2 separate regions of the Homo sapiens genome follow, and region 2 is linked to region 1. A link is an interaction called in ENCODE POLR2A ChIA-PET data of the cell type or tissue named here. Cell type or tissue: Panc1. All regions are shown on one strand. Links, peaks and the distances in the headings refer to the core of each region. The heading gives the core; the rest is flanking DNA.

Region 1 (5,092 bases), core at 469-4,468:
CCCACACACTAAAACCTCCAACTAGCAGCCTCACGGTCCACCAGGAGAAGTACCCCTACCACAGCGACTAGACTTGGCTGGGAGGGAGTGGTAAGCCTTCCTTTAAGACCCCCTCTCCCTTCCCACCACATTCTCAAAAGCTCAGGGAGAGCCAGGTGTAGTGGCTCACGCCTGTAATCCCAGCACTTGGGAGGCCTGAGGCAGGTAGATAGCTTGAGCTCAGGAGTTTGAGACCAGCCTGGGCAACATGGTGAAACCCTGTCTCTAATAAAATATACAAAAATTAGGCTGGGCTTGGTGGCTCACGCCTATAATCCCAGCACTTTGGGAGGCCGAGGCAGGTGGATCACCTGAGGTCAGGAGTTCGAGACCAGCCTGACCAATATGGTGAAACCCCACCTGTACTAAAAATATAAAAATTAGCTAGGCGTGGTGGCAGGCACCTGTAATCCCAGCTACTCAGGAGGCTGAGGCAGGAGAATCGCTTGAACCAGGGAGACGGAAGTTGCAGTGAGCTGAGATCGCGCCACTGCATTCCAGCCTGGGTGACAAGAGTGAAACTCCATGTCAAAAAAAAAAAAAAAAAAAAAAATAGCCAGGTGTGGTGGTGTGTGCCTGTGGTCCCAGCTTCTCAGGAGGCTGAGGTGGGAGGATCGCTTGAGCATATAAGCCAAGATCGCCCCACTGCACTCCAACCTGGGTGACAGCAAGACCCTGTCTCAAAAAAAAAAAAAAAAGAAAAATGCTCAGGAGGCCTTGCTTTCTGGCCAGCACCTCTGGCTCTCCATGGCAGGACAACCACATTGGCCAGGGTTTAGCTGGGTGGGCTTTTCTGAGCTCAGCAGAAAAGTCCTATACTCCCAGATGCAGGAGGACATGCCTCGTCCTAAGGGACTCCATTTGTCCTCCCCTAGAATGGACCGACTGAGGATACAGACAGACTCGCCTTCTCCTCTCCCAGGCCCTAGTCTCCAGCCTGGCCTCTGCCCCTTCTCAATGGGCCTTGACTTTCCCATCCGGACTTATGGAAGTGGAGGAGGGAATTTTGATCCAACTGGGGTTTTGAGATCCTCAACTTTACCAACATCTCCCCTAATCTCACCAGACTTAGGAAACACTTGGCCTTCAGCAAACTTAAGAGTAACTGATCCAAATACAGATGCCCCCCAAGAACTTTCCCTAAGGAATCAAAGGGGAAAGAATGTAGCATCTTCCCAGTACTCTGGCGGTCACATGACCCCTCCTCTCCCTCAGGCCCCTACCAGTGGGTCACCAAGACCCCAGAGTCTGACTCAGTTGCTCGAGTCTGAGATGGCTCTCCATCCCACTGCCTCTACCTGAGTCCAGGTCTCCATCCATTCTTCTAGGATCACAATCACTCCCTCACCACTCTCCCCACAGCCAACTTTGCTACACCCTAGAGCATGCTCCATAAGCAGCCAGAGTGATTTCCTAAAACCTGTTCCTATTGCTCCCTGATTAAATTGCTTCAGTGCCCTTTGGTTAAAGTTCACGTTCCCCAGCACGGCTCACAGGGGCCTCCATGACCTGGCTCCCGTGGATGCCTCCTAGTGCTTCTCCCAGCTTTCCCTTCCCACACACCGTCTCCCAGCCTTATTCCTGAAATATGTGATTCTCTCTCCATAACTTTAGGCCTTGGCATGTGTTTGTGACAGTGTTTCCCTTCCTCTTGCCTCCGCTTCACTCATCTACTACCCAGATGTCAGCTTTCGCTGACCCATCCACAAGACTGGACTTGAAGCCCCTCTGCTGCACTCCCAGCACCAGGACTGGCCCCTGTGGTTGAGCTTCTCAGAGGGTACTGTCATGGTCTGCTACTGGAACATCTCTCCCGCTTACTATGAGCTCCTTGGGGCTGGGATTATGTGCTGCTCACCGCTGGAGCCCAGGACCTAGTATGCAGTAAGTGCTCAACAAATGCTTCCCTAATGGATGGGCAGGTGGAAGGATGATGGCAGAAGAAAACGGTGTTCTCCCAGGCCTGCTGGTTGATTTCTACCAGGCCACAAATCTACCCTACCACTGTGGCTCACCCCTGCTCCCAGCGGAACCTCATCTAGCAGCTACCAGGACACATGAAGGTGTGAACCCAGCATTCTGGACACACGCCATGTGAGAGGGAAACCCAAGGGGCTGTGTCTCCCTGGGGCCTTCTAAACAGGCCATGGAGAGGAGCCGGGGGCCTGGCCCCATCTGTGTGCAGGAAGATAACAGATGGCTAGTCAGCTCCCTCAGAGCTCCCTGGGGACAGGCAATGTGTGGACACAGTTGATGGATGGCCTGATGGCAGGGTGGCCAGCAAGAGCTGTCCCTGTGGGGCTACAGTCATCAGGGTATCCCTCCCAGGAGTCTGGAGGAGGCGGGAAGACTTCTCTTGGCGCATAACTGGGATTAGAACTGCTGCCAAGACAGGGAGTAGGAGGAGTAAAAGGAAGAGGAGGAGATACAGGCTGAGGGTACAGAAGAGGTGCAGCACCCCACGCCACTCCCAGCCCTGTCCCAGGAAGCTGGAAACGCTGGGCTCACCCTGGTCCTCTCTGCTTGTGGTATGAGTCCCCACCACCTACCTGGGTGAGAAAAGATATGGGCTTCTTTCAGCCCTATGTGTCTCCTTATCCTGCCACATGGCTCTAGGAGATGCATGGGGATGGGGTTTGCTACTGTGTCCTCTGGCAGATGAAACAGGCTGAGGCTCGGGGAAGAAGTCCTCTGGGCACCAGCTGGGCTTACCCCATAGGAGCTAGAGTGAGCCAGCATTTCAGGGATACCAGCTATAACTTGGAATCCACCAGGGCCTCCAAAGCTAAACCATCTACTTCCCCAGGGATGGGATAGCAGCAGATAGTTGGGAAGGGAAAGCTAGGAAAATCTGAGATGCCAGGATGATCCCTGTGCTATAAAGAGAAAACCAAACAGCATCTGGGATGCCAGGCCCAGGGCCCCACAGAGGCCTTGCTGTGGTTCAGCAGGGAGCTGGCAACAATCCCCTGGGGGATTCATTCTTTAAGAAGAAAATTCCATCTGTTAAAAGCAGCGTTAGCCTGGAAGAACGCAGACAGGCATGGCAACATGTTAGTCTTTGCTTCTGTTATTGTTTTTGAGACAGAGTTTAGCTCTTATTGCCCAGGCTGAAGTGCAATGGCTTGATCTCGGCTCACTGCAACTTCCGCCTCCCGGGTTCAAGTGATTCTCCTGCCTCAGCCTCCTGAGTAGCTGGGATTACAGGCATGCGCCACCACGCCCAGCTAATTTTTGTATTTTTAGTAGAGACAAGGTTTCTTCCTGTTGGTCAGGCTGGTCTCGAACTCCCAACCTCAAGTGATCCACCCGCCTCAGCCTCCCAAAGTGCTGGGATTACAGGCGTGAGCCACCACCACCCAGCCCAGTCTTTGCTTCTGACATAAAGACCCCTCCTTGTTCTTCCCTCTCTACCTCGTGGTTCTCTGAGTTCCACCTAACCTGGTGGCTAAAACATAGTAGGTGCTCAATGTGTGCTTCTGGAATGAAGAGTCCAGGTCTTCCACACAGGCCTCCTCCTCCCATTCACTACCCTTCCCTGACTAGCAAAGCTGCCTAAACCCAGCTAGCTCCGGGTTAAAGGAAGGCCTGGAACCCAACTACAGTGCTTCCTGACAGTCTGACCCTACCACTGCCAGCCCCTCTTCAGGCCCAAGGTACTACTGGGTTGAGTAGCAGCTGCTTCCCCTCCCTGGGAGAAAGCTGGGACCGGGACTCTGCCTGTTTCCTCCCATTAGCACTTCCTCCCATTTCTGACTTTGACACATCTGGCTGGTCACTTAGTACCAAAAGGTCCTGGTCAAGCAGCAGGGGCCAGATCTGGACGGTCCTAAAACCCACAGCTGGGAAGGGAAGATGGCCAGAGGTGGTCACTTGTCCTTCGTATACTATCTCCAGGCAGGACATTCAAACTGCTATGTAGCCACCCTATCAAAAGACCCCTGGGATTAGTGAGCTTGATGCCCCATGGAGATCCGCTCCTCCATCTGATCTAAACCTCTCTGCTCCTGTGCCTCCTGCTGCTCTTTTTGCGCGGGCAGCTGGGGTCTCAGTGACAGTCAGGACATACTATCTGTGTAGGTTTTATCCCTCTTGCTTTTCCAGGTCCATGCTTTTTCTCCTTCCAGGAGAGGTAATAAAGACTCTTGGAGCCCAAGTGACCATTATAAATCAGATCCAGTTACTCCCCTGCTTCGAACCCTTCAATAGTCCCATTTCACTGGGATGAAATCTGAATTCCAACTGTGACTTACAAGGTCCTTTATGATCTGCCCCTGCTTTCTCTGCAGCCTCACCTGATATTTCCTTGCTCACTCAGGGGCAAGAGGAGGCTCTGGCCTGAGGTCATCTTTCCCAAAGATATAATCATACCAGCTATACATCTCAGATGTTCCATGACGGCCCTAATTTGAAATCATTTGTCCTTTTTTATCCCCAAGATCTAAATACCATGGAAATATTGTATTTTACTGTCCAGATTGTCTCTTATATCTGGAAGTGACACATGTTAGCCTATACACCCCAATTTAGGGCTCAGGAAATATGGTGCCCAAACCCCTCACCTGTCCTTGTAATGAAGAAGCTGAATACTTTCACGGTAATTACTAACCAACAGCAGAGCTCTCTCAAGGGCTCCAGGGCTGAAACTAAGGTTCAGGCAGAGCTTGGTCTATCCCAGCACCGTTGAGAAAGGCATTCCGCTGAATTCAGTTAGGTCAATCCAACAGACACAGAACACAGGAGGGAACCATAAAACCATGAGGCCTGGCCAAACTGCTCAGAATTCTACTGCAGTGAACCTTTGGGGACTTGTCCTCAGCTCCCAGACAAGGTTGAGAGACGAAGGTGTGACTCCTTTAATGTCCTTGTCTTTCTTCATTAGGTTAAACCTGGTGGGGGTGCTGTTTGTAGGGGTGGCACCCCCAGAGGATTATGAGCATGGGGCACCTTCTCCTGAGTTCATGCTTCCCCACAGGCTCAGAGAGCAGCAGGGCTTCCCCACTTACACACTGCTAGGCTCTGATAACAGCTCTTGGGTACCCCGATTACCCAG
Region 2 (5,092 bases), core at 440-4,439, 220 kb after region 1:
CTCTTTTTGGGGAGAAGCTAAAGTATACAGAAGATTGTGCTTTCCTCACTGTCATCTTTAATCCCTCCCCCATCATTAGCTGGAACTCTTAAATGAAGACTCAAGTGTCCCAATCTATCCTTCCAGCCTGAATTCCTGCCCAAGATCAAGGGTCCTCCTTCCCTTTCCCCAAGCCACTTCCCCACATCTCTGATTTTCTCCCTAGAGTAGGAGGCTCCAGGGGACCACAGCTGACTCTGCCAGGCACAGAGGGTTGAGTCATTCTGCAGGCGTCAGAGCTGTTAGCAACAGCTCTGCTGATCTGTATGCAGCTCCAACTCCCTCTCCAGTTCAGAGTTTTGGAGCCGTCTTGTTCAAAAGTAAAGAACAGAACACAGATGGCTGGTAACAGGATCCCACAGGGGCCTCCTTTCCCACTGAGCCCATCCTGCTAATCCTTTTACAGAAGACAAAATAAATGGTGAGTAGAGAGAGAGGAAAAAAAAAAAGAGTATCGGCTTCTGCACTGTTCTGTGGGTCCTAGTGGAAGGTCTCTGGTAACAACCCCAAGCTACTCACTAAATTTCCTAGGCATATTCCCTTCCTGATCCTTCTTTCTCTTCATCCACTTCATTTCCCTTCCAATCTCCCATTCTCCAACCCAGTTTCCTTTTCTCTGTAGTATCTATTAATCTGATGGAGTATTTTGCCCAAATGCCTTCTATTTGTGCCAGGCAATTCTAATCCTTATGTGTATAGGACAATCAAAAATACTAGGAGTTCTTGGCTGGGCGCGGTGGCTCACGCCTGTAATCCCAGCACTTTGGGAGGCCGAGGTGGGCGGATCAGGATGTCAGGAGATCGAGACCATGCTGGCTAACACGGTGAAACCCCATCTCTACTAAAAATACAAAAAATTATCCGGGCGTGGTGGCGGGCGCCCGTGTAGTCCCAGCTACTTGGGGGGCTGAGGCAGGAGAATGGCGTGAACCCGGGAGGCGGAGCTTGCAGTGAGCCGAGATCGCGCCACTGCACCCTAGCTTGGGCGACAGAGCGAGACTCCGTCTCAAAAAATAAATAAATAAATAAAAACAAAAGTACTGGGAGTTCAGAGTCGCTCATTTCATCAACCTTATCTCTTGGGAGGTCCCCATAGTTCCTTCTCTTCTACTGAGGTAGCACTGTGCATTATAAAGAACACAGACTTTAGGTCAGGACGGTGGCTCACACCTGTAATCCCAGCACTTTGAAGGCCGAGGTGGGTGGATCACTTGAGGACAGGAGTTTGAGACCAGCCTGGCCAACACAGCGAAACCCCATCTTTACTAAAAATACAAAAAATTAACTGGGCGTGGTGGTACACGCCTGTAATCCCAGCTACTCAGGAGAATGAGGCTCGAGAATCGCTTGAGCCCACGAGGCGGAGGTTGCAATGAGCCAAAATAGTGCCATCACACTCTAGCCTGGGTGACAGAGTGAGACTCCGAACCCTGTTCTAAAAGATACATAAACAGGCCGGGCGCGGTGGCTCACGACTGCAATCCCAGCACTTTGGGAGGCTGAGGCGGGCAGATCACGAGGTCAGGAGATGGAGACCATCCTGGATAACACGGTGAAACCCCGTCTCTACTAAAAATACAAAAACAAAATTAGCCGGGCGTGGTGTCGGGCGCCTGTAGTCCCAGCTACCCGGGAGGCTGAGGCAGGAGAATGGCATGAACCCGCGAGGCGGAGCTTACAGTGAGCCGAGATTGCGCCACTGCACTCCAGCCTGGGCGTCAGAGTGAGACTCCGTCTCAAAAAAAAAAAAAGTACATAAACAAATAAATAAAAAGCTAAAAATTCTGCTCTGCCATTTACTAAAGATGTGAGCTTGGCCAATTTACTTAAACTCTATGAACTCCAGGTATGGCATCTGATGATATCTATAGTAGCATCTACTTTGCCAGCTGGCTTACAGATTAGATAGAGGTAAAACATACTATCTGGAATATAATAGGTCCCCAATAAATATTAATTCTCTCTCTATCCCCCTGTTGCTGTAAGTGCCAGGTCCCTGTTTTCAACAACTGAAAAAAAAAATCTCCCACTGAGAAAGTTAGCATTCACGCTCAATTGCTGCTGATACCAGTGAGGTAAGAGAGTGGGAAGTGTGGGTGAGTTTTGCAAGACTAGAAGTCTTTGTAAAAACTAGCATGTGAATACACTAACGTTGGTTTTCCCCAATATAGGGATTCTTGGTGAAGAGTGCTGGTTTCCTCATGTTGGTGCTGCAGCATGGTTGATACTAATTTATTTTCCTTAGAAAATAAGATGCTGAGGCCGGGCACGGTGGCTCACACCTGTAATCCTAGCACTTTGGAAGGCCGAGGCAGATGGATTGCCTGAGCTCAGGAATTCTGGACCAGCCTGGGCAACACAGCGAAACCCTGTCTCTACAAAAATACAAAAAAAAAAAAAAAAAAAAGAAAGAAAGAAAGAAAAGAAAGAAAAATTAGCCGGGTGTGGTGGCAGGCACCTGTAATCCCAGCTACTCATGAGGCTGAGACAGAAGAATTGCTTGAACCTGGGAGGCAGAGGTTGCGGTGAGCTGAGATCGTGCCATTGCACTCCAGCCTGGGCGACAGAGTGAGAGACTCCATCTCAAAAAAAAAAAGAAAAGAAAATACGATGCTGGTTTGCTGATTGTGTGGCTTTAGGTAAGTTCTTATCCCTCTCTGGGCTTCACTAGAACAAAAGATTACTGCTCCTCTTCACTCCAGGAAATTAAGAGGATTCGTTGAAGTTTGTGTAAACTCCAGGTGAAAAGTTAAGTACAGGATGGTATTATCCTTGGCACTGAGAATCCCGGAAGTGTTTTTGCACAATCAGGTCAAATGCCATTGTTTAGTTTATGTGATTACCAAAGATTCAGCTGACACAGAGTTATGGTTTGACATGGTTCCTTTGTTCCGGATAATAAACATGTGTAATGTCAATTATACTAATGTGTTTTGTTCTAGTCGAAACAAGAAGGAGGCTGGTGATGAGGCTGGGACATCATACTTCATTCTCTCTGACCAGGCGCACTCTGACAACACGTTTTTCCTGTCTCTCTTTGTAACTGGTAATTAGGTTCTCAGCTGAGCTGTTAGGAATCTTGATAGGTTTCCCAGGCAGTCACCATCTGACAATTTACAACTTTGGGCTTTTCACAACTGGCGTGTTCTCTTCCAGGGAACGAAAGTTTCTCAATCTTATGTTCCTCCTATCATTCAAAGAGTCTGATCTGAGAGAAATGCTAGCTTTCTCAATGCATTATCTAATTCCAAAGCAGACTGTTGGGTCTCTTAGCAGTGATGGGGAAAATCTCTGTGTTCATGTGTGTCCTGAGCAATAAGGGTTGCCCCTATGGTGTAATAATGGAGTGAAAGTCATCAAAGCCAGAAGTGGCATGGCAGTATGGGAATTTAACATAGCCTTTCAAAAGGAGAGGAAATAATAGTAAAAATTAGTACAGTTGCTTTTTCTTTCTTTTTAAAAATAGATGGATCACGAGGTCAGGAGAGCGAGACTAATCCTGGCCAACAGGGTGAAACCCCATCTCTACTAAAATACAAAAAATTAGCCAGGCGTGGTGGCACGCACCTGTAGTCCCAGCTACTCAGGAGGCTGAGGCAGGGGAATCACTTGAACACGGGTGGCAGAGGTTGCAGTGAGCTGAGATCATGCCACTGCACTTCAGCCTGGCAACAGAGCAAGACTGTCTCAAAAAAAAAAAAAAAAATAGAGACGGGGGCCGGCCACAGTGGCTCATGCCTAGCATTTTGGGAGGCCGAGGTGGGCAGATCACCTGAGGTCAGGAGTTCAAGACCAACCTGGCCAACATGGCGAAACCCTGTCTCTACTAAAAAAATACAAAAATTAGCCAGGCACAATGGCGCCCACCTGTAATCCCAGCTACTCGGGAGGCTGAGGCAAGAGAATAGCTTGAAACTGGGAGGCGGAGGTTGCAGTGAGCCAAGATCGCGCCATTGCACTCCAGCCTAGGTGACAAGAATGAAACTCCATCTCAAAAAAAAAAACAAAAAAACAAAGAAAACAATTTTTTTAATTTTGTAAAGGTGTGATAATGATATTGTGGTTATGCTACAATAAAGGTCTTTGTTACAGATACATACTGAAGTATATACAGGTGAAATGTTATGATGATTTATAAGAGGTTTATTTAAAAATACTCCAGGGGCCTCGGTGAGGTGGCTCATACCTGTAATCCCAGCATTTGGGAGGCCGAGGCGGGTGGATCACGAGGTCAGGAGTTCGAGACCAGCCTGGCCAAGATGGTGAAACCCTGTCTCTACAAAAAATACAAAAAAATTAGCTGAGCATGCTCTACTAAAAACACAAAAAAATTAGCTGGCGTGGTGGCACAGGCCTATAATCCCAGCTACTCAGGAGGCCGAAGCAGGAAAATCGCTTGAACCTGGGAGGCAGAGGTTGCAATGAGCCGAGATTGTGCCACTGCACTCCAGCCTGGGTGACAAAGTGAGACTCTGTCTCAAAAAAATAAATAAATAAAAATACTCCAGGGGGTGTTGAGTGGGTGTGATGGCTCATGTCTGTAATGCCAGCACTTTGGGAGGACAAGACAGGAAGACTGCTTGAGTTCAGGAGTTCAAGAGCAGCCAGGGACACATAGTGAGACCCCTATCTCTACAAAAAAATTTTAAAAATTAGCTGAGCATGGTGGCACACACCTGTAGTCTTAGCTACTTGGGGGGCTGATGGGGAGGATTGTCTGAGCGCAGGAATTTGAGGCTGCAGTGAGCTATGACTGTGCCACTGCACTCCAGCCTCGATGATAGAGCGAGACCCTGTCTCTAAAATAAATTAAAAAAATAACAAACTCCAGCAGGGAGAATAAAGGTTTATGGGAGAAGAGGTAAAAGATAATGATAAAGTGTTTATACTAGTTGAAGCTAGGTGATGAACACCTGGAAGTTTATTATTTATTGCACTCCTTTTGAATGTTTGAAATTTTCCATAAAAAATTTAAAAAATACTAGGGAAAGCCTGAATCTCTTTCCACTCCCAAATGTATGAAATAACTAGAAGAGAACATTCTTGCTATAAC

What was found. ChIA-PET counts read pairs that join two places held together with the same protein. Peaks named below come from ENCODE experiments on the same cell type or tissue, not always from the same donor. Only the 100,000 strongest peaks of a DNase experiment are listed, where the experiment ranks them.
Region 2: POLR2A ChIA-PET joins it to region 1 with 9 read pairs; 4 of 35 experiments call an interaction of 5 or more read pairs at or near these places.

The regions. Positions count from the first base shown.
Region 1 is chr17:29,160,787-29,165,878 of GRCh38, forward strand. The region is part of intron 2 of MYO18A (myosin XVIIIA); the gene reads right to left. It overlaps LOC124903967 (a long non-coding RNA gene), which reads left to right. Exons shown (of 3, transcript XR_007065693.1): 3 at 1,721-3,315. Among named protein-coding and RNA genes, the nearest start is that of MYO18A, 17 kb to the right of the region's middle. In Panc1, for the core only: no CTCF peak of the experiment used is centred there; no DNase peak of the experiment used is centred there; H3K27ac peaks cover 2,470 bases.
Region 2 is chr17:29,376,589-29,381,680 of GRCh38, forward strand. No RefSeq gene overlaps it. Among named protein-coding and RNA genes, the nearest start is that of TAOK1, 11 kb to the right of the region's middle. In Panc1, for the core only: no CTCF peak of the experiment used is centred there; no DNase peak of the experiment used is centred there.